2 separate regions of the Homo sapiens genome follow, and region 1 is linked to region 2. A link is a loop called in an ENCODE intact Hi-C map of the cell type or tissue named here. Cell type or tissue: CD4-positive, alpha-beta T cell. All regions are shown on one strand. Links, peaks and the distances in the headings refer to the core of each region. The heading gives the core; the rest is flanking DNA. Region 1 holds the start of LOC124901573 (a long non-coding RNA gene). Region 2 overlaps MAD1L1 (mitotic arrest deficient 1 like 1).

What was found. A loop is a pair of places that touch in the nucleus more often than their neighbours do. Peaks named below come from ENCODE experiments on the same cell type or tissue, not always from the same donor. Only the 100,000 strongest peaks of a DNase experiment are listed, where the experiment ranks them.
Region 1: a loop joins it to region 2, with 2.2 times the contacts of the local background. A loop is called at or near these places in 4 of 110 quality-filtered maps.

The regions. Positions count from the first base shown.
Region 1 is chr7:1,980,175-1,996,021 of GRCh38, reverse strand. MAD1L1 (mitotic arrest deficient 1 like 1) reads left to right here. Exons shown (of 19, transcript NM_001013836.2): 15 at 15,481-15,569. It overlaps LOC124901573 (a long non-coding RNA gene), which reads right to left and starts at 15,513. Exons shown (of 3, transcript XR_007060190.1): 1 at 15,433-15,513; 2 at 12,246-12,359; 3 at 9,683-9,769. RefSeq lists enhancers at 15,213-15,847, 15,059-15,847. In CD4-positive, alpha-beta T cell, for the core only: no CTCF peak of the experiment used is centred there; a DNase peak (open chromatin) is centred at 9,281.
Region 2 is chr7:2,029,819-2,045,665 of GRCh38, reverse strand. All of the region lies in intron 12 of MAD1L1 (mitotic arrest deficient 1 like 1), which reads left to right. Among named protein-coding and RNA genes, the nearest start is that of SNORA114, 51 kb to the left of the region's middle. RefSeq lists enhancers at 12,211-12,890, 13,573-14,254. In CD4-positive, alpha-beta T cell, for the core only: no CTCF peak of the experiment used is centred there; DNase peaks (open chromatin) are centred at 4,666, 7,435, 7,480 and 8,055; H3K4me3 peaks cover 1,193 bases; H3K27ac peaks cover 825 bases.

The DNA of each region.
Region 1 (15,847 bases), core at 4,684-12,683, 51 kb after region 2:
CTCATGGCTGTGCCCAGCCCGGAATCTGTCTGGTCACATCCAGCAGCATGGCCAGTGCCTGCAGATGAATGATCATGAGAGCCTCCTGGTGTGGTAACTGACAGTACCTCATTTCACCTTCCGGACCCATCCTGCTCCACGACGAAGTGCTACTTCTGACTGGAGTGCTTCGTGCTTGGCATGCTGGAGGGGCTTGCTGCTGGCACCGGGGTTCTGTATGGCTGGTGGCACCGGGGTTCTGTATGGCTGCTGGCAGCCTCCTGGTCCCTGGAAACCTGTTCAGTTCACGCTGCACCAGCATGTATGTCCCCGCGCGCGCTGGTGTGCAGGTGTCCTGAGCTTGGAGAGGCTCTTTGGGGCCAGGGATGTGTCTGGGGCAGGTCTGGGGAATGGCTCAAAGTCTGAGACTGTGTCCTTAGCTCACTCTCCTCCTCTCCAGCCCTGGAGGCGGCCTCTCCTGGGCCCCCCGCCTGGGGCTCCTGCGCCCGCCCTTCCATCCCACACAACTGGTCCCTTCCCTCAGCCACACCTGTCACCTCTCTTGCTGTGTGGCCACAGGCAGGTGCTTCACTGCCTGGTCCTCAGGGTGGAGAGAGGAAGCGGGGAGCCTCCCTGGAGTCTCACAAAGCTAAGTGAGTTCGTGTGCTGGGAAGATCCAGGCTGTTCTGGGAAGTGATTCTGGGTGAGAACAGGGGCCTGATCTTCCTCAGCAGCCCCGGGGCTGGTTCCAGGCTCGCTGCCCGTTCACCAGCTCAGGTTTCCCTGCGTCCAGCCTCATCCTCAGTGCGTGCCCCGAGGTGCCCCCCGAGGCTTCTCCACAGAGTGGAAGGAATCGTGCTGGCCACAGCAGGTGTCACATGGAGCAACCTTTGCTTTAAATGCCTCTTGCATTGGAGGGAAGTTGTCTAATTCAGCAAGCATTTGTTGAGTGCCTCTTCTAGGCTGTTGTCTGAGGGAACAGAGACCCTGTGGCTGCGCATCTGTCTATTCAGCTGCCCTAACAGGAACACCGCAGACTGGGCTGCTTAAAGTAGCAGATGTTGGCCGGGCGTGGTGGCTTACGCCTGTAATCCCAGCACTTTGGGAAGCTGGGGTGGGTGGAAATCTTGAGCCCAGGAGTTCGAGACTGGCCTGGGCAACAGAGTGAGACCTCGTCTCTGTTTAAAAAAATAAAATAAAACAAAACCCTTGCAGACATTTGTTGCTCACGGTTCTGCAGGCTGGAAGTCCAGGATCAGGAACTGGCCGGTCTGGTGTTTGCTGAGGCTTCCTGGTTCCAGATGGCGCCCTCTCACTGTGTCCTCACACGGTGGGAGGGGCGAGGGAGCTCTGGGGTCCCTTTTATGAGGGTGCTAATCCCCCCCCCGAGGCTCCGCCCGGTGGCCTCCTCACCTCCCCGGGCTCCCTCCTAGGATTTCAGCATGAGAGCGGGAGCACACAGTCCATGGCATGGGCCCACCTCCTTCCTGCTGTGTGAGACCCGGTGGGCGCTCACTGCCCTGCCCAGTCCTCCTACTGGGGGGTCTCTGCCTGGTCCCTCAGTGCCCGATGGGCCTGCCCTGCCTACGGTGATGTCCCCACCCTCTGAGCACATCTTCTCACGCCCTTCCAAGCAATCCCTGTGCTGCTCCCCCTCTGAGGATGTCTTTTCAGTTCAGCGGAGCCTCAGGCCCCCTGGGAATTGAGCTGGACCCGTGCTGCTGCCCCTGCATCGCAGACACGCTCTTCCCTCCCTGCCTTCACGGGGCCTGCACCTTCACCATCACCGCCACCATCGTCCCTGTGCTGCCCTGGGTGTGGCGGTGGCACGTGCAAAGCCAGTGTGTGCTGTTGCTCACCATGTCATGAGTACACACTTGTTGTTTACACAGATTATCCCCCTGTGATCCTGGCAGCAAACCCACAAGCTGGTTGTGGCCCCAGATACTCAGACGAGGAACAGGGGCAGCCAGGATTAGTGACCTGCCCGTGTTGGCACCGGCAGTGGTGGAGAGTGCTCCAGGGTTCACACCCAGGCAGGCTGACCCCAGACCCTGTGGCCAGGGCAGTTGCAGGGGCTTCCTCATATCAGGCTGTCTGTGAAATCCACCAGGACAGGACCCAGGGCTTTCTGGGGCTCCAGCGTTAGCCCAGGGCCAGGCATTCAGCTGGGGAGTTTAAAGCATCTGCCGAGTGCTGAGTGGGGACAGGTGGGAGGAGGATGCTTCATCTTCCCTCTGTCCCCTTTCCCAGTGTGAGGACCCAGCCTTTTCAGTTTTTACCAGTTTGCAAAGATCTTATGAGAAGATGCTGGTGATTTAATGTCGTTACCTTGTAAGGATCATCTGCATTTTAGAAAAAGTAGCTGAGAAGATGGTTTCTTCGCCCAGAAAATAGATTTCTCAGGCATAATGTCTGAGCCTTGGTTGTAGAGGATTTGGATCCCTGCTTCTCCTCCAAAAAACAGAAGAAAATCTCAGTGCAGAGGGAAGGCGTAAGCTTGTTTTCTATCTGGGCCAGTGCCACAGTGTGTGAGCTAGCAGAGCCTCAGAGTGTGTCTGATACGTCGTGACCTTTGTGTTATTTTCTCTTTCAGAATGATCTTAGATATTCTCCAATGTTTTTTCCGGTAAACTTTAGAGGGAGCTTGCCAAGGTTCCTGCCAGTCCTCTTGCATTGCCTTGGTCTGCGGACTGACATGGGAAGGCAAGCTGGTTGCATTGTGGCTCCCCCAGAAGCCCTGTGCCCTCCCTGCACTGTGGGTCCTGCCCACTGCTTACTAGGGTTATTCCTGGGTGGTTTAGAATCTCAGTCACCTGCATGTCACTGCTGTCTGCACACTTGCCATATGACCCATGGGGGCATCTTTTGGGCGTTGGGGGCGGGGATGAGGAGAAGGTGGGCACTTCAGACTCAGAGCAGTGAAGTCCCCCGTGCATTCCACTCCACGAAACTTAGATCGAGTCTATAATAACCACGAGAAAGGAAATCGGTTCATTTATCTTGAAAAATTATGGGAGTAATTCTGTATAGGGGAAATATAGTACCCTCATCCTAAGTACGAAGCATTTTCCTGTGATTTAAACTTGTCGTGTCTCTGCAGTGGCCCTTTCTGGCTTAAGCTTTTTCTCAGCTACGTGTATCTTCCATAAGCTGATCCCGTTCTGGCCCCAGGCCCACAATGGTGTCACCTGCCCCTGCCCCTGCCCCTGCCGCCTGCCTCCCTGACGTAGAGCCCATGCCATCCTCACATCCACCTGTCCTGGAGACACTGGGACTTTCCCTTGGACTGGGCCGCCTGGGGGCTTGTTTTTGCCTGTGATTCAGCCAGCAGCCCTGGCAGACAGCCTTCCCCAAGCTCCCCCAGCAGAGTTAACTTCCACAGTGAGAGGCTTCACAGGGACAGGAGGTGGCCTCAGATGTCCTAAAAAGGCAGATGTAGGATTGGAGCTGATAGGAGGGAGGGAGGCCCTTTCTGTAGGGAGAACTTTCAAATTCAGGCTTGTTTCTAAGCAGGGGCTCTTTATCCAGCATCCCAGGGCAGGTGCTCAGTTCTCCACAAAGCGCTTGAGGCTGCATACACATTTCCGTTACTTGCACACGTTTTTCTCCAGAGAGCAGTTGCCATCTTCAAAAGGTTTCTGACACCTGTTCCCCTTCCCCAGCGTTAACAACTGCTCCTATTGAGGAGGCAGCCTCATTGATCCCAGTGAAGGTTCTGGAGCCCTTGGAAGCCACATAGAGAGACACCACCCATCTGGCTTCCCAACGCTCCTCCGTGAGTGTAAATGGGGCTGGGTATCCAGCGTGGAAGTCAGAGCAGTGGCGCTCTGGTGGGGCAGGTGCTCAGGCACCCAGCGGTGCTCATGAGGCCAGCAGTGGCGCTCTGGTGGGGCAGGTGCTCAGGCACCCAGCGGTGCTCGTGAGGCCAGCAGTGGCGCTCTGGTGGGGCAGGTGCTCAGGCACCCAGCGGCGCTCGTGAGGCCAGCAGTGGCGCTCTGGTGGGGCAGGTGCTCAGGCACCCAGCGGCGCTCGTGAGGCCAGCAGTGGCGCTCTGGTGGGGCAGGTGCTCAGGCACCCAGCGGCGCTCGTGAGGCCAGCAGTGGCGCTCTGGTGGGGCAGGTGCTCAGGCACCCAGCGGCGCTCGTGAGGCCAGCAGTGGCGCTCTGGTGGGGCAGGTGCTCAGGCACCCAGCGGCGCTCGTGAGGCCAGCAGTGGCGCTCTGGTGGGGCAGGTGCTCAGGCACCCAGCGGCGCTCGTGAGGCCAGCAGTGGCGCTCTGGTGGGGCAGGTGCTCAGGCACCCAGCGGCGCTCGTGAGGCCAGCAGTGGCGCTCTGGTGGGGCAGGTGCTCAGGCACCCAGCGGCGCTCGTGAGGCCAGCAGTGGCGCTCTGGTGGGGCAGGTGCTCAGGCACCCAGCGGCGCTCGTGAGGCCAGCAGTGGCGCTCTGGTGGGGCAGGTGCTCAGGCACCCAGCGGCGCTCGTGAGGCCAGCAGTGGCGCTCTGGTGGGGCAGGTGCTCAGGCACCCAGCGGCGCTCGTGAGGCCAGCAGTGGCGCTCTGGTGGGGCGGGTGCTCAGGCACCCAGCGGCGCTCGTGAGGCCAGCAGTGGCGCTCTGGTGGGGCGGGTGCTCAGGCACCCAGCGGCGCTCGTGAGGCCAGCAGTGGCGCTCTGGTGGGGCGGGTGCTCAGGCACCCAGCGGTGCTCGTGAGGCCAGCAGTGGCGCTCTGGTGGGGCGGGTGCTCAGGCACCCAGCGGTGCTCGTGAGGCCAGCAGTGGCGCTCTGGTGGGGCAGGTGCTCAGGCACCCAGCGGTGCTCGTGAGGCCAGCAGTGGCGCTCTGGTGGGGCAGGTGCTCAGGCACCCAGCGGTGCTCGTGAGGCCAGCAGTGGCGCTCTGGTGGGGCAGGTGCTCAGGCACCCAGCGGTGCTCGTGAGGCCAGCAGTGGCGCTCTGGTGGGGCAGGTGCTCAGGCACCCAGCGGTGCTCGTGAGGCCAGCAGTGGCGCTCTGGTGGGGCAGGTGCTCAGGCACCCAGCGGTGCTCGTGAGGCCAGCAGTGGCGCTCTGGTGGGGCAGGTGCTCAGGCACCCAGCGGTGCTCGTGAGGCCAGCAGTGGCGCTCTGGTGGGGCAGGTGCTCAGGCACCCAGCGGTGCTCGTGAGGCCAGCAGTGGCGCTCTGGTGGGGCAGGTGCTCAGGCACCCAGCGGTGCTCGTGAGGCCAGCAGTGGCGCTCTGGTGGGGCAGGTGCTCAGGCACCCAGCGGTGCTCGTGAGGCCAGCAGTGGCGCTCTGGTGGGGCAGGTGCTCAGGCACCCAGCGGTGCTCGTGAGGCCAGCAGTGGCGGCCCTGGGCACGCTGCAGCCCTGGTGGTGAGGCCCCGGTTCCTCCAAGCACAGCTGCTCTGGTTCTGCAGCGGCCTCATCCCAGGGGCGGTGCATCAGGCGAACATTCGGCCGGGACATGCCCTCCGGCTGGGCTGTTTTTTTCTGAGGAGAAAGCATTTCCCAGCTCAGGCGCACATCTGTGCTCACGAGGAAATGTCTGGGTGAGCCAAGGGGGCTGTCCATGGCCCACAGCGCCTGTGTCTCCTCCAGGCTGGAAAGGAAGCTGGAGAGTGGACTCCACCTAAGATCCCCCCGAGGCCTCCTTAGGAAGCCACAGCCACTCCAGAAGCCTTCCTGGTGCCAGAGGGTGCAGAGTTGAGCGGAAAGGTGGCCTCTGGCCAGGATGCCCAGCTGTGACCTCAGCACCCTCTCATCTCTTGGAGACCTGGAGCCTCTGCCCCAGTCAGCCCCAGGGAGCCCTGGGATGTGAGCCCTCACCTTGCAGCCAGGGTTCTGTGAGGCTCTGGGCCTCAGCCTCACCACCTCCCGGGCACAGGTTGCAGCTGAGACTCAGCGATGCCACGTGAGTTGGCGATGAGGCGGCGGGTGCACGCGCATGTGGACGCCCTCACTCTGGCACTCAGCGGCAGCCTCGTTAATTAGAATTGCGGTGGGGGGAGTTACCCAGCTCCTCCTCTTGTTATTAGTTTGTGGCATTAGGGAAGGCCCCTGGGAGCACACCCTGCATCTTCCCAAATTAAACCGAATGCAAGGTCTCTATTTAAAGGTTATGCTGCGCTAGTGAGTTTGCCACAAGGACCATTAGCATGAATGTTTCATGAAGGTTGGGGCTATGAGTGGATCTGGTAGGCCAGGCCTGTACTCCAGGAGGGAGGGACCTTGTAGGCAGAGGAACATGGGGCCAGCCGGCCTACACTGAGGCTGGGCCATGCCGAAGCCGGGCCACGCTGGGGCTGATCCATGCTGAAGCCAACCTGTGCTGAGGCTGATCCATGCTGAGGCTGGTCCACGCTGAGGCTGGTCCACGCTGGGGCTGGTCCACGCTGGGGCTGGTCCACGCTGAGGCTGGAGCGCTGCCGGGACGTCTGTGCTCGCGCTCAGGCTGCTCTCCCAGGGTCCCCACACCTGTTCCAGTTTGGGTCTGGGCAGCGCACATGCTGCTGTGCGAGCTCCGTCTTCCAGGGTGAGGCGGCTCCCGCCGCCGAGGGCTCCCAGCCCGTGCCTGGCTTTCTGCTCCCCTCTCCCTGTCGGCCCCACCGGAGATCAACAGGTTGCTTCATCTCAGTCAAACATACAGTTGAGTTCCGTAAATGAGACCAAAATCTGTTTCTGTGAGATAAAATTGATAAACCTCTAGCCAGACTAATCGTAACTAAGAGGACACAAATGAACGCTCCTGGGCGTGAGAGAAGTGACAGTGGTGCCGCCATTTTCCACGTTTCGTTAGAGCCGTCCTGGCGGGTGTGAAATTTTCCACGTTTCGTTAGAGCCGTCCTGGCGGGTGTGGAGTGGCTCCCGTGGCTTTGTTTGCGTTACCCTGAGGCCAGTGGTCCTGAACTTCACCCTGTGCTTATCAGCCACGCATCTGTCTTCTCTGGAGAAGTGTCTGCCCCATCCATTGCCCACTTTGTAAATGGGTTGTTTTGTTGGTTAGTGGTAAGTCTTCATGTGTTCTAGACACTAGACCCTTCTCAGGTATGTGATATAAGGGGCTCCTGTGAGGCAGCCCAGGAAGGGCTCTCAGTCTTGCTGGGCATCAGGGCCTTGTCAGGGAGGAGATGGCCATCTGTGGGCCTTGGGAAGGGGCATGGAGGGGCCAGGCACACGTGGCCCTGCCTCCTGCAGCCTGGTGCGGGCACAGGGTTTGGCCAGAGAGAATGATTTCCACAGGATAGGCTCAGTGCTAGGACTGCCCGGAGCACACGCAGGGCCCCTGGAAGGCAGCCCTGGCCGCCGGGAATCCTGTCCTCCAGGCTTTTGCCGTGGGATCACGGCCCTTCCCAAGAAGTCTGCCTGTGGCGCTGCCCTCCCCAGCCACGCTGTGCGCCTGGGCCACCCTGGAGCGCGGCCGGGTCCTCCAGAGAGTCCGTCAGGGACTGTGCTGCTGCTTCACAGCCACCGTGACACAGGCATGAGGGAGTAAACACAGAAAACGAAGTTTTAGGTACTGAGTGCTCTGTGCCTGGGCCAGGCCCAGAGCAGTGTCTTGTCCCCAGGCCTGGCTTTGGAGGGCTTCCCTGCCCTGTCACTGCATTGGTGGGGCCCTGATCTGTCTGCGCTGAAGTCTTGTAGGCTGGGCGCTCCACAAAGTGCCTGGGCCTCAGGTCCCTGTGGTGGGGATGGCTGGGCTGCTGTGTGCCACCTGAACGGGGGACGGCCGGGCTGCTGTGTGCGCTGCCTGATGCAGCGGCAGAGTTGCCCCTGGGAGGTGTGGGAGGTGAGTCTTGCTCTGTGACCATTGGATGAATAATGAATGGGCCCTCCGCCATGTCAGGAAGCGTTCAGCAGGGCCCTCTCCTTGTCCCCAGCGCCCTCTTCCTGGATCCCACCTTCCCACCCGTGCTTCCGCACGCTGCTCCATCTACCTGCTACTCCTTTTCTTCTGGGTCTCCCCTCCCTCACGGGCCTCCTGCCGCTCCTCGCCTCTCATGGGCCTGCCCCGGGTGTGAGTAGGTGTTCTACAGGTCCTCGGTGAGGATGCCTCCTAGGGGCCTGCCTGACTTCCTGCCAGCTCAGCCTCCTCCCTAGGCTGTAGGCTGCCCCAGAGATCGGAGCTTCAGACATGGTCCCGTGCCTGGGAGCCCGGGTTTCCCACCCAGGGACAGGTGGTGGTATCCCCGTCGTCACGGTGAGGGCTGGAGGCACAGGTGCCTGTGAGTTACCTCTGAGAACGCTGCTGCCCCGGGCCTGTGCCCTGCCAGCGAGTCCCACAGGTCCTCACAAGGAGCCCTCTGCACCCTCCACTCTCGGCTGCCGAGCCCGCAGGAGAAAAGACGTGGAGCCGGGGCTGCCGGGCGGCCGTGGCCCTGCCGTGCGGGCCCGGCGGCTGGGCGAGGGCACTGCAGTTGGTGCCGAGAGCACCCCGGGACCATCCTCGCATTTGCTCTTCCCCCACCTGCCTCTCCCCCCCTCCCCGATGGCTTTCCTTCCCTTAAATACTGATATGTCTACACGGCTTCTCAAATTGGCGGACAGCAGAGCAGACTCCGGGGCTTGTGTGCTCAGCATGGGCGGCTCTCTTCGCTTCATCCGGGATACTTAGACCCGCCCCAGTACCTCCCCGTTCCGAGCTCGGCCGCACACACGCTGGACGTGCCTGGGAAGTGGCCATTGCCGCGTCTGTGCCCACCATCTGCCCACCCGTGTGCCCGTCCAAGCACCGACTGTGTGCCAGGTTCTGTGCTGGCAATGGGGCCCTACATGGTTACCACGTCTCCTCCAGGGAACGTCCCATCCAGTGGGGAGGAGAGTCACGTGCCCAGTCACCATGTGGTGTGGTGGAGTAGAGGGTGCGGTCACAGAGGAGTGGGGGTGGGCACTTCCAGCTGGCAGGGGAGGGGTGAGGGAGCTGCCAGGACAGATTGTGGGGAAGGCGGCATTTCCACTGGATCTAAATGGTGGATGGGAGCGGGGGGTGTAGGTGGAAGGTGGCCCACAGACATGGATCATGGGTCTGGCCCTCTGTGGCTACTGTCCTGTGCCATGGGCCTGGAGGGGGATGTAGGGGTGAGAGCTGGCCTGGCGGGGAGGTGCAGGGTGGGTGGAGGACCTGCAGCATGGCTGGGGGTGTCGGGCACAGGCTCAAGGGGGCAGGCATTGGCTACTCTGAGAATACAGTTGGGAGCTTACTTATGAGTCTAAGGTTACACATTAAAATAAAAGGGCTTGATTTTTTGCTCTGAACATTGTGGCACACGTCAGCATTTCCCCCTTGTTTCCTGGAAATCATCTACAAATAACAAGAAGCGTGAAAACCAAAATGGCACTTAAATTTTGACAAAACAGAAATGCAGCTGCAAACCAAGCCCCAGGCAGAGGCAGGAAGCCCGTGGTGCAGGAGAGTGCAGTGAGCAGACGCAGTGAGCAGACACATCCCCGGGGAAGCCTGGAGCAGTGCGGGTGGAGGCAGCTCCATGAGGGAGCCGCGGAGTAGAACCCCCTTGCCGGCGCGAGGGAGCCGCGGAGTAGAACCCCCTTGCCGGCGCGAGGGAGCCGCGGAGTAGAACTCCCTTGCCGGCGTGAGCCCTTGCGAGAGGCGGCCCCTGACCCTGGCTCCGCAGTGCGGGGGCCGGCGGCAGCTGGAACGGGGGTCCCTGGACTGGCGTGTGGTTCCAAGCTGGACTGGCGTGTGGTTCCAAGCTGGACTGGCGTGTGGTTCCAAGCTGCAGCAGAGGTTGGTGCTGAGCTGAGGGGTCACACAGGTGCATCACACGTACTTGAAGCCGCATCTGTGGCAGACAGAACATTTGCTCTTAGGAAAACTCACGGTGTCCTTTCTCTCCTGCCGGAGGGAGCTACTGGGGGCTGATTGGACTCGCAGCAAAACTGTCACTGGATTTCAGATAAAAGGAAGCAGGCCTGTCCTTCCCCACTGTGAACCTGTGCACGGAGCCGGATTCAATAAAACTCATCTTCAGCAGTGAGCAGTAAAGGTTACTCCATGCATTTGTGTTAGAGCAAAGGAGAAAAAGAACAAAAACAAGTGGCAGAAAAAGTTTCACAGAAAAACGGTGGACATTGAGCAGATGAAAATTCTATCCAGACATTTTGCCAAGAAACAAAAGTTAACGAGGCGGTAGAGTCTGTGAGGCTTGGGCGGAACGCACACGCTCCAAGAAGAGACGGTGAGGCCGGGGGTTGCATGAGACAGGACCCGGAGGGTCTCAGAGCAGGAGAGGGGGCAGTAGGGGGCAGTACAGGAAGGAAGGTGACCGGATGCACGGGGAGGCGAATCACGGGGAAAACTACCTAAAGAACCCGCAGCAAGAGTTCCATCTCCTGAATTGGAAGATGAAGTGAATGTGGAAGCCTGGAAATGTAAGTGCTACATGTCATGTATTCAAAAAGAAGTGTCAGGATGGCAGAGGGAGGAGAGAACATGAGGATGGCGGCTTCGCTGTTGAGAGCCGAAGACACAGACACACCATCTAAAGGTAGTATCAGGTGGGGAGAGCAGATCGAGCTGCATGTTAGGCTCCCTAGAGCACCAGGTGCGGTAGACTGGTCTATCCCGAGAGAGTGACTGTGAGGCCCTCGCTCTTGGCCATGGAGCCAGGATCCCGTGGTCTGCATCTGTGCACAGCAGACCTGGAAGAGCCTGTGCTGTGCCCAGTCCGCTCTGCAGGCCTGAGAACCAGCGGAGCCTGTGGTGAAAGCCCCAGTCCTGGGCGGAAAACGGGAGCTGCCCCGCTCAGGCCACCAGGCAGGCAAGGGAGGAACGGTCGCCTCCTCCAGTTTTCATTTCATTCCGGCCTCAAGGGGTTGGAGGAGGCCTACCCATGCTGCCCGGGGCCGTCTGCTGAGTCCCCGATTCAAATGCTGATCTCATCCACAAACCCTCCCAGACACACCCAGAAAGTGTTTTGATCTGAGTACCCCAGGTCCTGTCCAGTGGACACATGGAATGAACCGTCACAGACTATAAAGTTCAACAGGGAGGATGATGTATCTGACTAGTTAGGCACCCAACATAGGAGATACAGTAGGTACTGTCTAGTAGGAAAGTATCGGTGTGAAACAAAGCTGAGTTATAAAAGCAACCAGGGTAAAACATGCACACTTTTCTAAGCCTCGAGAGAATTACACGCAAAAAAGTAAACTAGATTAAAAAGGCCACAGAATGAGATAGATGTAAAAGCTACAAAATCGAAAGCATAACAACATAATACAACAGAAATAGACACAAATCCAGTTATAGTTGGACTAAACTCTCCTATTAAAAGGAAAGGACTTCCTGATTGGATTGCAAAGCAAAACCAAACATGTTGGAAAGTACGGGAAGCAAAGGCATCCTGGTGAAGTGAACCTGGAAAGCAGGAGCTATGATCTCCATGCAGTGTGAGTTCAAGCCAGAAGCCGCTCAGAAACAAAGGTGGGCGCTTTTCACAGTGAGGTTCAGATGGGTTAGCCAAATAACACATCACCGCTGTTGGGAAAAGCAGAAATGAGGAAAGATTCAAGGCGAAATTGTCAAAGATGCCAGTAGCAGGATTTATGTCCTAATCTGCGATATAGCAAGTGGGCAAAGAATAATGGAAAACAGAAAAATACATATGTGCGTAAAACCCATATCCCCCAAATTAGAGAATATACTCATGTTAAAAGGAGTGCATAGAAAACATTCACAAAGATTAATTGTGTATTCGGTAATAGAGAAAGCCTTTATAAATTAAAATAAGTAGAACTAATACAACTTCTTGTGATTGCAGTGTGATGTGAAATCAAGAACAAAATCAGGGAAAAAAAAGCTCCTAACACTTGGAATTTAAAAAACAAAACCCAAACAGAACAAAACACTGTGTCTTAAACAATTCTTGGTTCAAAGAAGTACGATTCAAAAGTGCATAAGATGTAGAAAATAATTGTCATGAAAACACTTCTCATCAGAGCCTGTGGGAACCACCTAAATTCACAAGTTTAAATATTTATATCATTGAACAAGAAAGCATGTAAATATATGGATTAAACCTTCAACCCAAGAAGTCAGAGAACAAAAGGAAAGTAAACCTTAGTGAAACAAAAAGGTAGGAATTTGTAAAGATCAAAGCAGAAGTTAATAGGAAAGTGAAAAATGGTAGAAATAATAAATAAGTCCAAATACCTGTTATTTGAAATAAAACCAATAAAACATATGAATTATTCACAGTTCTAATAAAAAATTGATAGAAAGTATCACCATCCAAAATAGGAAACAAGACTAATTACCTGGAGCTATTGACTGAGCAGGAGCATGCGAGAGCTTTCAGGCGTGCTGAGAATTCTGTGTCCTGATCTGGACGGTGGATACGTAGGTGAAGACATGTATAAAAAGCCATCAGGCTGTGCACATAAGATTGAGAAGTTTACTGCGTGTAAATTATGTATACCTCGATGGGAAAGAAAAGCAAAAATTAAAAAATTGAGAATTATGAGTTTTGTCTGATTTCTATAAAAAGAATTATGAATTATATCTCAGTTCCATTTTAATAAACTTAAAAATCTGTGGGAAATGAATGACGTTTTAGGGAAATGTTACCTATCAATCCCAACTCCAGAAGAGAGAGAAATTTTAAACAGATCAATTACTGTAGAAAAACGTTGTCCCAAAATTGCCATGGCTGCTCTCCCCCACCACAAGAGGAAAGAAACAGAAGATGCATCAGGCCAAGCCAGTTTCATGGGAAAATTCTACCAGATCTTCAAAGCGCAGATACTTTGAGCACTGTGTAAACCAGTTCAGACTGTGGGAAAAGGAGGGGAAGGCATTCTGGAAGTGTTGTATTGACACCAACAACTGCAAAGGCCTTACAAGCCTGTGTGTGTGTGTGTGTGTGTGTGTGTGTGTGTGCGCGCGCGCGCGCGCGCGCGCGTCTGTGGGTGTGTGTGCGTGTGTGCACGTGTGTGTGTGTGCATGCACGCGCATACGTGTATCAGTGTCATTGTTAACATGTCACGAGTGAAATTCAACAGCAGGTTGAAATACATCATATGCAGTAAGATTTATTCCAGGACCAGCCTGTCAGCTTGATTTTAGGATATCAATTTATAGAATACCCTCTTCATGGGGGCGTTTGACAAAATCCAACACTCAGCCTTGATTAAAAACTCTTAATAAAATAGGAATATATGGGTAATTTCTCACTGTGATAGAAAATACCTATTTGAAAAAAAAGGTCATGTGCTGTAAATAAGAAAGTATTGGCTTCAGCTCCAGTGAAGCCACAGGCCACCTAAGGATGTCCAGTATCACAACTGTGATTTCGTATTATTCTGGAGATACTAGTCATCCAAAGTAGACAAGGGAAAGAAACCCAAGGTATCAATATTGGGAAGGAGGAGGAAAATTGGAAAATCGTCCCTCTTTGCTGCTGATAAGATTATGTGCCAAGAGAATCAACTGAGAACTGCTGCTGTCGGTCGGAATTTAGTGAAGGGGGCGGGAAACAAAAATTTAAAATCACGTATACAAAGATAAGTTAGAAAGAAGAAGAAAAGGCTGGGCGCGGCGGCTCACGCCTGTAATCCCAGCACTCTGGGAGGCTGAGGCAGGTGGATCACTTGAGGTCAGGAGATCGGGACCAGCCTCACCAACATGGTGAAACCCCGTCTCTACTAAAAATACAAAAATTAGCTGGGCTTGATGGCGTGCACCTGTAATCCCAGCAACTTGGGAGGCTGAGGCAGGAGAATCGCTTGAACCTGGGAGCTGCAGTGAGCTGAGATGACACCACTGCACTCGAGCCTGGGTGACACAGCGAGACTCTGTCTCAGAATATATATGTATATTTATGTATATATTTTTATATTTTATATATATAGTGAAAAAAAGCAAGGTACCAAATGATGTGTAGGACATCTTACCATTTTTGTTAAATAAAATGAAGTGTGGTGGGAGGAAGAACATAGACATGTTGCTGGCATGCGCACCAGCAGCCTCCGGAAGGAACATATGCTCAAACCTCAGAACGTTGGCTGGCTGAGAGTCGGGGGCCTGGGGCGCTGGGGTTGGAAGTTGGGGACAGGCTGCTCAGGGCATGGGCATCCGTGTTTGTTGTCTGAACTGTGGATCTTTCTTTTTAATGGACCCATGATAATTGTATATATTTATGGGGTACATAGTGATGTTTCAGTACATGTAACATATGGTGATTAGATCAGGGTAATTAGCATATCCTGCCCTGTTGCACACTGTGCACCCCCTGCCCCAGTGCCTTTTTTCCCAGGCTCCTGCTGGCCCCCAGCCCAGGGGGTGTTGTCCCCCTCACATCATTCCACCCTGGGTGTCTGGCAGGCTTTGCAGCTTCACTGCTGGGGGCCTCCGGCTGCCGTGGTACCTGCTGGCACCTGTCCTTCCCTCCCTGAGGCCACACTGCCCTTCCTCCTCCCTTCGTGACGGAGTGAGCTGGGCTTTGGAGTGGGTCAGGACTGGTGGGAACAAGGTTCTGACTTGGGCCAGGGGCAGGATTTACCTCCCTAAACCCATCGGATCCTGTCCATGAGACACCCCAGGAGTGGTGAGGGGCGTCTCTGGGTGGGCCTTCCTTAGCACCCCCGGGCCCTGGAGCTGGTGCCTACGTAGCCCCTCAGCCTGCGCCAGCCTGCCTGACCAGGCCCCCGTCTGTGCCCTGCTCTTCCTTGAGCCCGCAGTCCGTTCTGGCTCCTGGCCTCCCCACCGTCTGCTGCCCCTGATGCCTCCCACCCTAGGTGTGTAGGGGCGAGTTAGAATCCACACTCCTGGCCGGGCACACCGGCTCACGCTTGTCATCCCAGCACTTTGGGAGGCGGAGGCGGGTGAATCACCCGAGGTCAGGAGTTCGAGACCAGCCTGGAGAACACAGTGAAACCCCATCTCTACTAAAATACAAAAAATTAACCAGGCGTGGCAGCACGCGCCTGTAGTCCCAGCTACTCAGGAGGCTGAGGCAGAAGAATCACTTGAACCTGCGAGGTGGAGGTTGCAGTGAGCCGAGATTGTGCCACTGCACTCCAGCCTGGGTGACAGAGCGAGACTCCATCTCAGAAAAGAAAAACAGAATCCAGGCTCCCTCCCGGGCGGTGCAGCATCTCACGCTGTTCTGTAGAGGAATTGGAAGTAGCGGAATAAACGACGGCTTGTGGCTGTTAAACCAAACCGACGGCAGCGTTGGAGCGTGCTCTCTCCCCAGCTGCGTGTCCACTCTCCAGAGACTCTCACATGCACCCCACACACCTCACCGTGAGCCTGTGCATCTGTTGCTATTCAGGAGATGGAAGTGACAAAAAAATGAGAGAACTTGAGTTTGCAAAGTTAGAGTGCTGTCTGGCCTGGCAGCTTCAGGCTTCCAGGAGAGAGGTCTCTCCCGCAGCTCCCAGCCCAGGGCGGGGGTGCTGCCAGGGGTGGTCTCAGGGGCCTGGGCTGGGGTTCCCCACACACCTGGGTGCGCTCGTGTCTGCTGACCCTCTATCCTTTGCTTTCTCCTAGCTGGAGATGGAGCTGAAGATGCTGAAGTCTCAGTCCAGCTCTGCCGAACAGAGCTTCCTGTTCTCCAGGGAGGAGGCGGACACGCTCAGGTACGTCCCCCAGAGAGGAGGCGGACACGCCCAGGTGTGTCCCCCAGAGAGGAGGCGGATACGCCCAGGTGTGTCCTGCGGGGGAGGAGGCAGATACGCCCAGGTGTGTCCTGTGGGGGAGGAGGCGGATACGCCCAGGTGTGTCCCACGGAGGAAGAGGCGGACGTGCTCAGGTGTGTCCTGTGGGGTGGGGGGAGGTGGGCACGCTCATGCGTGTCCCCCAGGAAGGAAGTGGACATGCTCAGGCGTGTCCCCCAGCGGGGAGGTGCGCACGCTCA
Region 2 (15,847 bases), core at 3,346-11,345:
CGACTGTCGCTTTTCCAGGGCATCGTCAGGTGCTGTACTAAGCTTTAATAAAGGGCTTTATCCACAGCTTCAGAAAAGTCTCTAAATAAATTAGATCCACTGGTTAGCCTCCAACGGTGATTTTTATTAACCTCCAGTTAAAGAAATATTGCTGGTTACAGAAGCACAATTTATTTCTGTGTAAGCCAGGCTGGTGTGACCCTGCGGGCTCCCGAGAGGGATAGTGCTATGTACACGCAGAGTGCTGGGCTGGCCATGAGAGGCACCTGAGAGGGCACCCGGCAGCCTGAGGGCTGGGAGTCACTCTCACAGGGACACAGAGACTCTCACAGGGACATGGGGGACTCTCATAGGGACGTGGGGTATCTCACGGGGACACAGGGATACGAGGACTCTCACAGGGATACGGGGGCTCTCACAGGGATACAGGGGACTCTTACAGGGATTCACAGCCACTGAGACACGGGCTGGTGCTCCTGGCCTGGAGCAGAGAGGGGTGTGGAGGCCGGGTGGGAGGCCGGAGCCTTTCATGTCCTTTCTGGCCCCTGGTGGCAGCAGCTCCCTTGCTGAATGGCTTCACCCTGGGAGGTGATCAGAGGCCGGGGCTTGCCGTCAGGGCGCCCTGGCTCAGATCGTGCCTCTGCGGCCGTGTGGCTTGGGCGTGTGGCCCCTGTCAGAGCCTCTGCTTCCTCTGTGAAGTGCGGAGAATGGTTGCTGCTGCTCATCAGAGTGGGGAGGTGACAGGCCTGGCCCGGGGCTCGGGTTTTGTTCATGCTGTTGCCTCCCCTGGGCTCCCCTGTCTACACCACTGGCACAGGAGCTGAGAGGGTGTCCACGCCCCGGGGGACTACGCCATACTGATGGCCTCCATTTCTTGGGGTCTGTCTCACTGAGCTGGGACTCCAGTTCCAGTTCTTGTCATCCTCACTGAATCTCACAAAGCTGAGCGGGAAACACGTGGGCTGTGCTGAGTCGCCCTCGCTGTACAGGAAGAGAAACCGAGGCTGGAGCAGTGGAGAGGCTTGTGTGGTCGATCGCCTGGGGACTTCATGTGTACTCAGGACCCAGACCTCCCGGCCGCACCCCCGTGCTGGTTCTGTGCCCTGCTGAACCATTTGGGAAATTGTGTTATCATCTCACACATGCTGCGGGCTCCTCTGGGATTCACTGCTGCTGTTTCTAAAGCACTGTTCCCAGTGTGTTCACAGCGTCCCCACCTTCTTCCACGTGCGCCGGGCAGCTTCTCTTTGGCCTCTCACACCTGAGGTGCTTTGTGGCAGGAGCGTCCTCTCAGGAGCCTGGGTGCGTGAGTTCAAATCCTGGTCCCAGGTGCTGGCTGTGTGGAACCCAGCCGAAGTCATTCGTCTGTGTCTCAGTTTCGTTGCTGGAGAGAGCGGAGATTGTCCCAGCGTGTCCTCACAGTGTTGTTGGCGGACTGAACAAGTTGGGAGGAATGAGCAAGAGTGACCCTTGGATCAGGACCTGTAGTAGCTGCCTCTGTCCTGTGAGCATTCGCTATGATTTTTATTCCAGACCGTTGGCTGCTCCCCTTCCTGCGGCGCATTGTGGCCGCCAGCTCTAGGCAGCTCGTCCTCCCATGCTGCTGTCTCCCCTCCTCTCTCCATCAGGCCTTTGCTGTGGTTGCTGGAGCATTGCTGCCGCCGTCCATTGCGTGTGCTCTCTTGACGGGACGGGCACCCATCTGTGCTTGAGTCACGTCCGAGCCCGCGGCCGCCACCCACACCCTGTTCCTGCACGGTGAGGTCTGCCACGTTCCAGGGGCAGGCTTTGCCCGGCCCTCCCTGGCCCTGTTCAGTAGCCCTGGGCCCAGCTTATGTCTATGTTGGGCAGTGCGGGGTGTTGGGAGGAGAGAATGGGCAGAGGCCCCTGCCTCAGGGCTCCCTGGGGCCTGGCAGGAGGCCTGGGGTGGTGCTGCCCCCACTCTCGAGAAAAAGGCTGGCACTCCGCAGGGCTGTTTGTGGTGGGAAACAGGCGCTCAGCCAGTCTGGATCCCCAGCCCCCCCAGGCCCTCCGCGTGCCTCCACTCTGCAGGGCACCCGTAGCCTCCAGAGAACAGTCATGACCCAGCGTCCTTGTAGGCACGGTACCCGGGCATCACGTTCCCAAGCCCGCCCATTCCGGCCACCTCCAGCCCACAGGATGTGCCAGGTCGTGCCGAGGGCCTCCTAAGGAGCGTGGGATTGTCAGAACAGATTGCAGCATGGATTTTTGGAGGATTAAAGTTAATTAAAGAGCTCTTCCTTGCTTTCACGTCCTTGTGTCTGCCAGCTATTTACATGCTAATGCTGCCCTGACACCGAGGATGAGGGGTGTCTGCCGCACTGCACTGCGCTGTCAGGAGGGGAACCACAGGAGAAGGAGGGGAGCGCAGTGCTATGTATTACCCTGTGCCCCTCCGATGGGACAGGGGCGTGGATGCAGACACATTCGAAAGTCAGTGGCAGGGTCGTTTTCTTGTATTTCCTGAAGTGTCTTCGTGGCTGACTTGGATGTTCTCCATTCAGGCCCCCCCTTACACTGCATAATTGAATGCATTCTGCGTGGAAATATCTTCGCATAAGCAATTTTATAAATAAAGAGATTGTGGAGAGTAGGGTCTGAAGTTTCTAAGTGCAGGGCTGTGTTTTCCAGAAGCCCATCCTTCTTGGCGAAGGTGACTTTCAGCTTCACGGGGTCGGCCTGTGGCAGCGTCCTCTGGCCCTCAGCAGCACTGCCTTGATGTGGACGTGGACGTGGATGTGGACGTGGACGTGGACGTGGACATGTGTGTGCGTGAAGGCTCCTCAGGTGTATTAGTCCGTTCTTGTGTCTCTATAAAGGAATCCCTGAGGCTGGGTCATTCTGCGGACTGTACAGGAAGCACAGCGCCGGCATCTGCTTCTGCTGAGGTACCAGGAAGCTTCTGATCATGGCAGAAGGCAAGGAGCAGGCACGTCACATGGCAAGAGCAGGAGCAAGAGAGACACTTGAGGTTCCAGAATCTTTCCAACAACACTCCTCACTCGGGATGGCTCTGGGCCATTCGTGAGGGATCCGCCCTCATAATCCAACACCTCCCACCAGGCCCCACCTCCACCTTTGGGAAACATTTTTCAACCTGAGATTTGGAGGGAGCAGACATCCAAACCATATCGCCAAGTATTTGTTGAATGAATAAATGAACGTTGATACCATCATTGGGTGTATTTTAGCTGCAGATTCTAAACGCCAGGGTTCTGGGGTGGCTGGAGTGTGAAAAGGTCGGTGGTGGCAGTTAGGAATGCCGTGTGCATGCCCTTGTGCCTGTGTGCCCATGTGTGTGTCTGTGCGTGTGTCCGTGTGCCTGTGTGTCTGTGCACATCTGCGTGTGTCTGTGTCCATGTGCGCGTGTGTGTGCATGTGCGTATGTGTGTCTGTGTACGTGTGCGCATGCGCTTGTGTGTGCACGTCTGTGTGCGTGTCTGTGTCCATGTGCGTGTGTGTGTGCATGTGTATGTGTGTACATATGTGTGTGCATGTCTGCATGTCCGTGTGCATGTGTGTCTGCGTGTGTGTGTGCACATGTGCGTGTGTGGATGTGTGTGTACATATGTGTGTACGTGCATCTGTGTGTCTGTGTGCATGTCCGTGTGCGTGTGTGTGTCTAAGTCTTTCTTGGATGGTCCCTTGCTGCTTTCCCAGGGAGCTAGTTCTCTCTGGCCTTGGCTGGGTAGGATGCAGGCTCTGCTCGCCTCTCTGGAACAGAGCAGGAGGTGCTGCGGGGAGCTGGGTGCAGCGTGGCCAGGCCAAAGCAGGCACCTGAGTGAGTTTTGTGTTCAGTATCCCTCCCCCCTGTGGGCTGCCATGGTGAGAGTTGACATTTTTGCAGCGTGGAAGTGAGACTGTCTTGTGGAGTTTTCTACTCCTCTCGGGCAAAGAGAGGGTTAGTGACCTGACACCTGATGGTATGCCTTCAAAGCTCTTCCTCATCTGGTTTCATTCAACTCATGTCAAGCGTCAGTCGTGACCCATGTCAAAGGTATATGCAGCTGGATGTAAGTTAAAGTGGAGAAAACAGATTTTATTCAGTCGCTGCTGACAGCAGGGGACAGAGCTGAGCTCCTTTCAGGTTTGTGCAGATGTGACTGGGCATTTTAAAGGGAGTGTGGGGAACAGGTGCCCAAATGGAGTCAGGGAAGTGAAAAATTACAGAAAGCAGCAAGAGGGTTGGGTAGCATGAATGTGATGAGCTGACTCTGCTACGAGCTGGCAGGTTGGGGCTGGCAGGGATGGGCTCCTGCTCCCCTTCCCCAGCCCCAGACTAGGAGACAGGCCTGTTTTCCTGATGATTACGTTCCAAAGGGTTGGCTCTCGGTCCTTGAGAAGGACATCCCAGAGCTGTAGGAGGTGCGGGCATGTGTGTCTCCAAGGGACTGAGGAAGGATTCACAGTTGTCAGCTCGGATTTTCTGAAGTAACTGTGCTAGGAAGGGGAGGCAGGGCAGGGGCCTGTTGTCAGGTGTGGTAGAACCAAGGGCAAATCCTCCTGACAGCCTTGAGCTTTTTCCGACAGGAACTCTGGGGGTGCTGTAGCTCAGGCTTCAGGAAGTCCTGCTGTGGTGGGCGGTGTCTCAGTGCAGGGGGTAGGATGGAGCCCTTGTGTGCTGAGAGCTCTTCTGTGGTTCTCAGCAGCCAACAGTGAGAGACACACGTGATTGTGAAGCCAGGCTTCTCAGGGCAGCCCCTATGACGGCACACATCACGTAGAAGGTTTAAATCAGCATTGGCTGAATGAGCGATTCCAAAGAGCAGCCAACACCTCTGTTTGCAGGAAGATGGAGTTGACGCATTTTCTTTGATCCTTCTGTTAAGTATAATGAAGAGTCCTGGACATTATCTATGGAATGAGCATAGTGAGCCTCTGCGGGATGGAGGCCAGGGGCCTTGGGCCTCGGAACAGCCTGGCGGGGAGCTGCCCAGGTTTCCTCGTCTGCCTCTTTCATCCCAGACTTGGAGCTAAGGAAGCACATCCCCAAAATGCCGACGCTCCCCAGCAAAGGACTAGGTAAATAGCAGCTGGGAAGACAGAAAATGTAGTTAATGCCTAGCAATAATGGAAAGAAAAACTTAATGGATATAAGGTCAGCAGCAGAATGGAGGCGACAGGAGCGCGTTCGTGAACTCAGAGATGGACCGATAGGAACTGCCCATCTGCCCATTCTGAACAGCAGAGAGAATACGATGGAATAAAATGAGCAAAGTTCCCGACACCGATGAGACCTGGGAATACGATGGAATAAAAGGAACAAAGTCCCCGGTGCCGGTGGGGCCACAACACAAGATCCAGCATTCCAGTTGTGGGGATCTGGGAGGGTCCGGAGGAGCTGAGATGGAGCCGCAGAGGCAGCAGGCAGCGTCTTCAAAACTAATCCAGTGTCTTTGCTGTTCTGTGGGTCTACTCAGGTTGTCTGTGTTTCTCTTGAGTCAGTTTTGGTAGCTTTTGTCTTTTCAGGAGTTTGTTCATTTCACCTCCGTTATTAATTTTCGGCATGCAGCTGTTCGTAGTATTCCTTTACAGCCTTTATCTCTGGAAGGTCAGCTAGTGTCTCTTTCACTCCCAACTGCAGTGATCTGCACCCTCTTTCTTGTTTCCTTGGTTGGCCCAGCTAAAAGTTTCTGTCAATTCTGTTGCTATTCTCACAGAACCAACTTTAGGCTTGACCGATTTCTTTTATTGTTTTTGTGTTCTTTATTTCACTTATTTTTGCTCTAATATTTATTATTTCGTTCCTTCTGCTTGGGTCAACTGAAGTTGGACTCCATCAAGATTAAAATTTTTGCCCCGTGAAAGTTCCTGTGAAGAGATGAAAAGACAAGGTAGAGATAAAGAGGAACTATTTGCAAGCTTCATATCTGACAAAGACGATTTGTTATCTGTAATAGATGAGAAAACTCTCAAAACTCAGTAATAGAAAAACAAAACAGACACACCTAATTAGCAAACAAGCAAAAGATATAGACAGACCTTTTTACCAAATAACATATACAGATGACAGTTAAGCCCGTGGAAAGATGTTCAACATCATTAGTCATGAGGGAAATGCAAGTTAAAACCACAGTGAGGTGTCACTGCACACCTGTCAAAGTTCAGAAACGGACACCATCAGATGCCAGTCAGTGTGTAGAGAAACTCCATCTCTGGTGCCTTGCTGATGGGAGAGTGACAGGGTGCAGCCACCCTGGAACCAGCTCGAGGGTTTCTTAAAAACTGCACTGCAGCTCCCATATGACCAGCAGTCGCATTCCTGGGTGTCGATTCCAGTGAAATAAAACCGAGGTTCGGACAAAACCCGACAGAGGACTCTTCCTAGCAGCTTTTGCATAATGGCCAAAAACTGGAAAGAATTCTGATGTCCTTCGGTGGTGATGGTTAAACAACGGTAGTGCCTCCGTCACACAGAGTAATACTCAGGACTAAGAAGGAATTCACTGTGGATAAACATACTTGAATAGATCTCCAGGGAGTTTAGCGGAGCGAAGAGCCCAGTCCCTGAAGGTCGTGTGCTGCATGATCCCATTTGCATGACGTTATTAAAAGGCTGAAGTGATAGACAGCCTGTGGATGGCTGCCGTGAGTTACGGAGACGCACAGGAGGAATCGTGGCTGTGAACGGACAACCCGAGGGGTTTTTGTGGTGATGAAATGTGCTGTATCTTGACTGTATCATTGTCGGCATACGGGTTGTGATACTGTGCTGTAGTTGTGCCAGATGTTGCTATTGGGAGGAACTGGATGAATGCTACTTGTGATCTCTGTATTATTTTTTATAGCTCCAAGTGAATCTGTAATTGGATCAAAATAAAAAGCTTAGATCAGGCACAGTAGCTGATGCATGGAATCCCAGCACTTTGAGAGGTCGAGGTGGGCGGATCACTTGAGGTCAGCAGGAGTTCGAGACCATCCTGGCCAGCATGGTGAAACCCTGTCTCTACTAAAAATACAAAAAATTAGTGAGGCGTGGTGGCACACACTTGTAATCCCGGCTACTTGGGAGGCTGAGGCAGGAGAATTGCTTGAACCCAGAAGGCGGAGGTTGCAGTGAGCCAAGATTGTGCCACCGTGCTCCAGCCTGGGTGACAGAATGAGTGAGACTGTGTCTCAAAAAAAAAAAAAAAAAAAAAAAAAAAAGTCATCAGCTTCATTATCTCCTAACAGCATCAGCTTGTCCTCTGAAACTTTGAAGGCAGGGATCGACTTCTCCTCTGTAACTGTAAAAGCCCTAGACGGCATCTTCCAGCAGAAGGCTGTTTTATGTGCACTGCAAATCTGGTGTTTAGTGTGGCCACCTTCATTGGTGCTCTTAGCTGGATCTTCTGGAGAACTTGCTGCAGCTTCTCCGTCAGCACTTGCGGCTTCACCTTGTACTTTTATGTGATGGGGACTGCCTCTTAATGTAAACCTCATGAACCCACCTCTGCTAGCTTCAGACTTGAATTCTGCAGCTTTCCCACCTCTCTCAGCCTCGTGGAACTTGCTCTGACTTAAGGGAATGTTGGGGCTGGTTTGATCTATCCAGACCACTCAGACTTCTCCGTATCAGCAATAAGACAGTTTCACTTTCTTATCGTTGGTGTGTTCAGTGGAGCAGCACTTTTAATTTCCTCCAAGAACTTTCCCTTTGCATTCACAACTTGGCGAGCTGTTTGGCACGAGAGGCCTGGCTTTCGGCTTATCTTTGCTTTTGGCACGCCTTCCTCACTAAGCTTAATCCTTTCTAGCTTTTGGTTTAAAGGAGAGACATGCGACTCTTCCTTTCTCTTGAATGCTTAGAGGCTGTTGTAGGGTTATTAATTGGCCTGATTTTAATACTGTTGTGTCGCCCAGGGAATAGAGAGGCCCAAGGAGAGGGAGGGAGGGAGATGGCTGGTCAGTGAAGCAGCCAGACACAAGCAGCGTTGGTCGGTGAAGCTTTTGCCGTCTGAGGAGCATAGTGTGTGGCGTCCCAGAATCAATGACAGCAGTAAGATCGGAGACCGCCGATCACAGACCACAACAGACATAACAGTGATGCAATGTCGGAAGTACAGTCAGGACGTGGCGCCCCAGAATCAATGACAGTAGTAAGATCAGAGACCACCCATTACAGACCACAACAGATATAATAGTGATACAATGTCTGAAACGCCATGAGGATTACCAGATGTGACAGAGCCGTGTAGGGAGCACATGCTGTTGGGAACATGGTGCCTCGCCGAAGGCAGGACGGCCACAAGCCTTCCATTTGTAAGAAGCACAGTATCTGTGTAGTCCAGGAGAGCAAGGCGTGCCTGGGTCCATGCTGGCTCCTTATTGTGGCCAGCACACTGTGCTCGTGTAAGATGTTAACAGTGGGGCACCTGGGTGTGGAATATGTGAAAAGTCTCTACCATCTTCTCCATTCTTCTAAATCTAAACCCGTTCTAAAAAAAAAAAAAAAAAAGAAGAGTCTATTAAGAAGACAAAGAAGGAGCCGAAATTTCCACGTGGCAGAAGGCACTGGAACCGGTGAGATCTGATGTGTACCTGGGCCTGATCCACGTTTGCTGCATGGCTGGACACCTTCGTGGGCGCGTGGAAGCTCATGCTGTGGGGGGAGCTGTGGGAGGAGCATGCGGCAGGTGGAGGTCTTCTGCGCGTGGGTGGGCACGCGGAAGCTCGTGCTGTGGGGGGAGCTGTGGGAGGAGTGCTGGAGGAGCCCTGGGAGGAGTGTTCAGGAGGCGGAGCGTGCCTCGTGCGCGTTGGTGGGTATGAGTGGCGTTGGTGGGATCTAGCTGACCACCTCCCACCTGGTTGGTCTGCATCTGTAGACAGCTTAGTTCTTAGGATTCTAGGTACCCAGTGTCATTTCCGACACCTGCTTGGGCTCCCTGTACTGCCAGGGCTGTTGAGTCTTTACAGCACCTCTGATCAGGAGCCCTGGCCTTGGGGAGGTGGGACAGGCACACGTCTGGGTTGCTGGGTTGCCTTTAGGGGTAAGCTCTTCCTTTTGTCTTCTGTTCAAAAGAGGGCCCACAGTGGATTCAGGCCTCTGATTTACCACTGCCTGGAGCTTGGGGAATGCTCTCCAGTGACAACCTGGGCTTCCGTGGGATTTAATTTTGATATATTGGCCTTTGTGTGTAGGAAGAGTCCAAACTCACGACCGGATGGATTGTCCTCCTCAGACTAGACACTTCATCCAGAGAGGACTCTGAGCCAACCCTAAGGGATTCAGGCTGGAGCTCTGGTTCCCCGCACGGAGGTGGCGCAGGAATGCATCGTCCTCCCCTGTCCTGACTTGTCAGCGCTCCTGCGCTCATGCCTGGGAGCCTGGACCCCAGCTCTGTCCCGACTTGTCAGTGCTCCCGCGCTCATGCCTGGGAGCCTGGACCCCAGCTCTGTCCCGACTTGTCAGTGCTCCCGCGCTCATGCCTGGGAGCCTGGACCCCAGCTCTGTCCCGACTTGTCAGTGCTCCCGCGCTCATGCCTGGGAGCCTGGACCCCAGCTCTGTCCCCACTTGTCAGTGCTCCCGCGCTCATGCCTGGGAGCCTGGACCCCAGCTCTGTCCCAACTTGTCAGTGCTCCCGCGCTCATGCCTGGGAGCCTGGACCCCAGCTCTGTCCCGACTTGTCAGTGCTCCCGCGCTCATGCCTGGGAGCCTGGACCCCAGCTCTGTCCCGACTTGTCAGTGCTCCCGCGCTCATGCCTGGGAGCCTGGACCCCAGCTCTGTCCCGACTTGTCAGTGCTCCCGCGCTCATGCCTGGGAGCCTGGACCCCAGCTCTGTCCCGACTTGTCAGTGCTCCCGCGCTCATGCCTGGGAGCCTGGACCCCAGCTCTGTCCCGACTTGTCAGTGCTCCCGCGCTCATGCCTGGGAGCCTGGACCCCAGCTCTGTCCCGACTTGTCAGTGCTCCCGCGCTCATGCCTGGGAGCCTGGACCCCAGCTCTGTCCCGACTTGTCAGTGCTCCCGCGCTCATGCCTGGGAGCCTGGACCCCAGCTCTGTCCCCACTTGTCAGTGCTCCCGCGCTCATGCCTGGGAGCCTGGACCCCAGCTCTGTCCCGACTTGTCAGTGCTCCCGCGCTCATGCCTGGGAGCCTGGACCCCAGCTCTGTCCCGACTTGTCAGTGCTCCCGCGCTCATGCCTGGGAGCCTGGACCCCAGCTCTGTCCCGACTTGTCAGTGCTCCCGCGCTCATGCCTGGGAGCCTGGACCCCAGCTCTGTCCCGACTTGTCAGTGCTCCCGCGCTCATGCCTGGGAGCCTGGACCCCAGCTCTGTCCCGACTTGTCAGTGCTCCCGCGCTCATGCCTGGGAGCCTGGACCCCAGCTCTGTCCCGACTTGTCAGTGCTCCTGCGCTCATGCCTGGGAGCCTGGACCCCAGCTCTGTCCCGACTTGTCAGCGCTCCCGCGCTCATGCCTGGGAGCCTGGACTCCGGTTTACATTTCTCAGCGTGTCCTTGGGCTGTGTGTGGTCTGCGTGTCCCTGGGGTTGTCTGTGGGGTCATGTGGCCCCTCTGGGCTGCCTGGTTTCCTTTTCTCCCACATCGTGTCTGGCATTTCTTTATTCAGAAATGAGGCATCTGTTGTTGGCTTCCCTGTGGAGTTTGTGTCCCTCCCTGAGCTCCCGCCTCTGTGGGGCCAGCCCCAGTGTGGACTTGTGGCCCCCTGTGCTGCTGGGCCTCAGGTTTGGGTCTGCGGAGTACATGGGTGTGAGTGCTCTGACCACTGGACTCTTAAAACATGCAGCCCTCTTTGACTGTGACACTGGACATGTGCAAAGCTTGGGGACTGATCAAAAAGTATAAAGAGGCCATTGAAAAAGACCTTGACTCCTGCACCCAGAGGTAGCACCAAGAACATGGCATGCATTTCATCTCCACGTCTCCCTTCTCTCCTTTCCTCCCCTGTTCATTCATTCAGCCAATCTATCAGCCAACCAGTAAGCACTCACGGACACCCACGTGCGCAGGTGCCATGGAGGCAGCCGAGTGTGGGGACTGCTGTGGCAGAGCTGGCAGCCTTGTGTGCTTCCTGCACTTGTGACATTTTATTGCAGCCAGTGCCTGTGCCATTAAGCATTCCTTGAAAATAAAATCTTTTTTGGCTGTACGATGTTTCTTCGTGTAGACATACCAAAAGTAAACTCTTGGCCGGCTGCGGTGGCTCATGCCTGTAATCCTAGCACTTTGGGAGGCTGAGACGGGTGGATTGCCTGAGCTCAGGAGTTCGGACCAGCCTGGGCAACACGGTGAAACCCCGTCTCTACTAAAATACAAAAAATTAGCTGGGCGTGGTGGTGTGTGCCTGTAGTCCCACCTACTCAGGAGGCTGAGGCAGGAGAATCGCTTGAACCCGGGAGACAAAGGTTGCTGTGAGCCTAGATCACACCATTGCACTCCAGCCTGGGCGACAGCGAGACTCCGTCTCCAAAAAAAAAAAAAAGGAGACTCTTTATTGGAAATTTAGCTTTGTTTTTAATTTTTTCATGATTATTGCTAATGTGTGCAACATCCTTGGACTCAGTGCTTTCCCCATATCTGATTCATTTGTTATTTATTTATTTGTTTAGACACAGGGTCTTGCTCTGTCGCCCAGGCTGCAATGTGGTGGCGCCATCTTGGCTCACTGCAGTCTTGAACTCCAGGGCTCAATATATCCTCCTGCCTGAGCCTCCCCAGTAGCTGGGACTATAGGTGCATGCCGCCCCGCCTGGCTAATTAAAAAAAAATTTTTTTTGTAGAGATGGGGTCTCACTATGTTGCCCAGGCTGGTCTCAGGTGATTCTCCTGCCTCGGCCTCTCACAGTGCTGGGATTGCAGGTGTGAGCCACCGCAGTCTGATTACTTTTTAGGCAATTGTTACTGAGTGGAAGGGTGTGAACACCTTCAGGACCCTTGGCCAGTTTTGCTGACTCGTTTTCCAGAAGCGCCCGTGACTGCTGTCCCAGCAGGTGTAGCGTGCAGCCCTCATGGCCTCACTCGTGCTGAGTGTTAGCATTTTACTTCTTGCCACTCCAGGTGAGGAACGGGTCTTAATGAATTTTGTGTTTGTCAGTTACGTTTCTTCTGTTGATTGTTGATTTTTCCCAGTTTTCTATTACCGTGTTAGTGATTTTCCTATTGATTTGTAAAAGGTTTTCATGTATTTGTGGCACGTTTTCCCCAGTTTGTCTTTTACCTTTTGTGTTTTTAAGTGGCGTTTTGGGACCCACGGAGGTGTTGGTGTGGCGAAGCGTGCTGGTCTTTCTCTGTCATTCCTTCCACTGCTTCGGGGCCCACAGCCTTTCAGGGCCTTGCTCCATGGAGTATCCATCTTGTTTCCTTTAGTTCTAGTGCAGTGAAGCAGGCGAGGGCAGGGGTGACCGGGTCATCTGGGCTGGTTCAAACTGGGGCTCCGCACCCAGGTGTTCTGTGCCCCCGGGGTGCGTTACTCACACCTGCAGCACCCGGGCTGTCTCTGTGAGAATGGGATGATCGAAGGGCCCACCTCCTGGCCAGCACAGGGCCTGGCACGTGGTGCCTGGCTGGCGAGTGTATGAGTGGGGTGCTGGGCTGGGAGCGTGAGCTCTCGGAGTTCTGCGTCTGTTTATCATGGCCAGTCAGTGGCAGCGTCAGCTGGGTGTCCTCAGCCCACGCTGCTGTACCCCAAGAAGGCAGTAGACACGTGATACCAGTGGGCTGGGGGCATCTTCTCAGCTGGTGCCCTCTCCACGTCCTTCTGCGGGGGCGCCTTGCCCCCCTGCCCCATGCACACTCTCCCTGTGTGCAGAGTGGGTCTTCCTTCCTGGTGTGGGGCTCCCTGAGTGCCCTGCCTGTCCTCGCCTGTTCTTACAGTGCTCACGTCTGCCTCCCTCTCCAGGCTGAGTTCTGGGAGAGCAGGCCGGCGCCACCCCCCTCACCACTTGCTAGGAGCTGGCCTGACCCTGGTGGGAGCCCACAGCCCTGGGCGCGAATTCAAAATGCCAGAAGCAGCACAGGGTCCCTCGAGCCTGGTGGGAGGTACTTCCCATGGGCGAGTCATCTTGTTTTGAATTCTCCTCATGCTGATTTCTGGCCCCACTCAGCCCAGCACAGCTCTGAAGGAGACGAAGGCAAGGCCAGCTCTCCCCAGCTGAGATGAGCTTTCAGTTGAGGAAGGACCCTGATGTCAGAGCTGTTTGGGTAATGGCCTGCCCCTGGCCATGGATGTGCACCAAATCTTTTCAGGACTCGTGGGGTCACTGCTGCCCGGGGGCTTTAGGTAGCTATTAGAGCCCAGGGCTGGGCAAGCGCTTTCCCACCTGCCCGTTAGCATGATGGCCAAGAGCCCAGGCTCGGCTTCACGGAGGCTGGAGACCTGGGGCGCGCGCCTTCCCCTGGAGCCTTGTCCTCATCTGAAAGGGAGGACTCCAGCCTGCCTCAGGAGGTGGTTCCGAGGACTGATTGGCTGATGGTTTCACTCGTTCATTTTTTAATTGAACACACAGTTCCTGAGCACCTGTTCTGTTCCAGGCACTGGACAGGGACTGGGGCCGGGCGTCCCGCATGAATGAGGGGTCAGGGAGCTGATGCATGGAAACTCCTTGGCACAAGGCCCGGAGTGTGCCTGGCACCCTGGGCACTGGCTGCCTGCCTGTTACCCGTCGGTGGAGAAAGCCACCTAGACTTTGCAGCACTGTAAGATTTTTGAACTGTAGAAGACCAAGTCCATCTAATTCCCTGTTTTGCTGATAGGAACGCTGGAGGCCTAGAGAGGAAAGGAACCCGTCTGACTGCTCAGGCTGAGTAGTGGCCCCAGAGCCGTGACTCCACTGTGCTGTCTGTTTCCCACGTTGCCCTGCTCTCCTTTCTCCCTGTCCTGTCAAATAAACTGCACTCAAAATAGAGCCATGCGGCACAGGGCCTGTCTCAGGCCCATGGCCCCATATCCGCGTGGGTCAGGCATGCTGGCGAGACCTTGCGAGGGTCACGTCCTCCTCCCTGGTGAGGGGCCGTCTGCAGCCACTGTGGCTTGGGTATGGCTTCCTGTCAGGATGGTCCCAGTGCCCTCCCAGATGTGCACGGCACCCACGTCGTCATAGCGCAGGTGTGAGCAGCTGCTGTAACAAGGCTGGTGCTGGTTCAGGTGGATGCTGGGGAATGCATTTATACAGCGAACACAAATGAAGTGGAATTTGTCATAGAGCAGTGTGAAATGTAAGTAAAATTGCCTCGGGAAATCATAATTGATTCCACTCCTTCCTACAATAGGTGTTGTAGAGCTTTTTATCAGAGGTTGAAATTGTAAAAACCAGGCTTGCTGGTGGGGAGCCCAGAACAGCCCCTTTTCCCCCTCCCCCACAGCTACACGTGGGTGGTGGAGGCCAGTGGGGAGGGTGTGACGGCAGGAAGCCAGAGGAGGAGCTGGCTGAGGGTAACCCCAAGACAGCTGTGGGGCAGGGAAGGGAGCGTGCTCTGTGTGCCTGGTGCAGCTGCAGGCAGAGGGGTGAGTAGTGGGAGAGGACCCCGTGCTTCCTCTCTGAGCGGCCTGGTGTTCAGCCTCCTGCTGCCTTCAGGAGAGCTCGCGTAGGTGCAGTTCATGGAGAATGCACAGCTGGCTGCTGGAGGGAGGATGCTGCTGAAGGCTGGGGACCGTTTTTTCTCCTGGGGGCTCCTCCGAATCCAGTCGCCCAGCAGAAATAGAGCTTTGTCAACAGTAAACCGGGTTTATTGGTCAGATAAGATAACCTTGTAATGAGACTTGTGGAACTTGAGGCAAAAATGAGGAAGAACAGAGAGGATGGAATGGGAACAAGGGAGAGACATGGTATCATCAAGCTCTGAGCAAGGTTGGCCGAGAGCACCAGGCGCAGGTTGGGGGCTGAGGAGGACAGAAACGCGTCTGACAGCAGGGCGCCTCCCACGGGGCCCCGGAAACCCTCGCTGACCCACAGTATTGCCCTTCAAAACCTGGTCATTGGTGCCCATTACAGAGAACCCTTTCATCGGGAAAAGAGACCGTTTCTCCTCATTCTCAGTTTCCTCTGCCGGGGCGGCGTCTGGTTTGTTTTGGAGGCATTTTCGTCAAGCGCAGATGGGCAGGTTCCACTCCTGCGGGGTCCGGCCACCTGTCACTGGCGCCCTGGCTTACCCAGGGGCCTCTGCACATCAAGGCTGTTCAGGGGCCCGCGTGTAACAGGCTCTAATTAGCGTAAGCAAGTGAATTAGCCTTATCTGTTCATGAAAGAAGTGAAGCAAGAAATGCATTTGGTGACACTTTGTCAGTGCTTTGTTCGAGCTGCTATACGGAAATTATTAATAGTAGAATTGCATTCTGTTACAATCGCCCTCTAATTCAGTCACCATCCATTGAACTGGACTTTTTACCCAGTTAGCAAGGTAATGAGTTTGGATGACTCTGAAAACTTTGTGACCTCCACCCCGGGCGTCACTGTGGGCTGGGGGAACCTCCTCAGGCTGTGTGTGGACCTTCCGTGGAGCGCGGGGCGGGGCGTAGCGGACATGCACCTGTACACAGCTCTGGGTTCCGCGTTTCTGGGGCACTCTCTGCCAGCCAGGGGTGCCCTGCAGAAATGAGGCTAGGATTACACGGGGAGCAGCTTGGGCCAAAGACTCGATTTCCATCTGCTCCCTGAATGTGGTGAGCCCGGTGTCCACAGGACTGTGTAGGAGGGGACAGCCAGCATCTGCCCTTTCCAGAGACCTTTCTCCTGGCACTCGTGTCTGGGCGCTAGGGATGATCTTGTTTCTGTTCCTTGGATTTTTACTTCTCTTCAGCTCCATCTGAAGCTTTTCCCCTCTCTCATTTCATTGTAATCATAACTCGCACATCAACCTCAAATTACCCTCTATCAATCACTCTCTTGC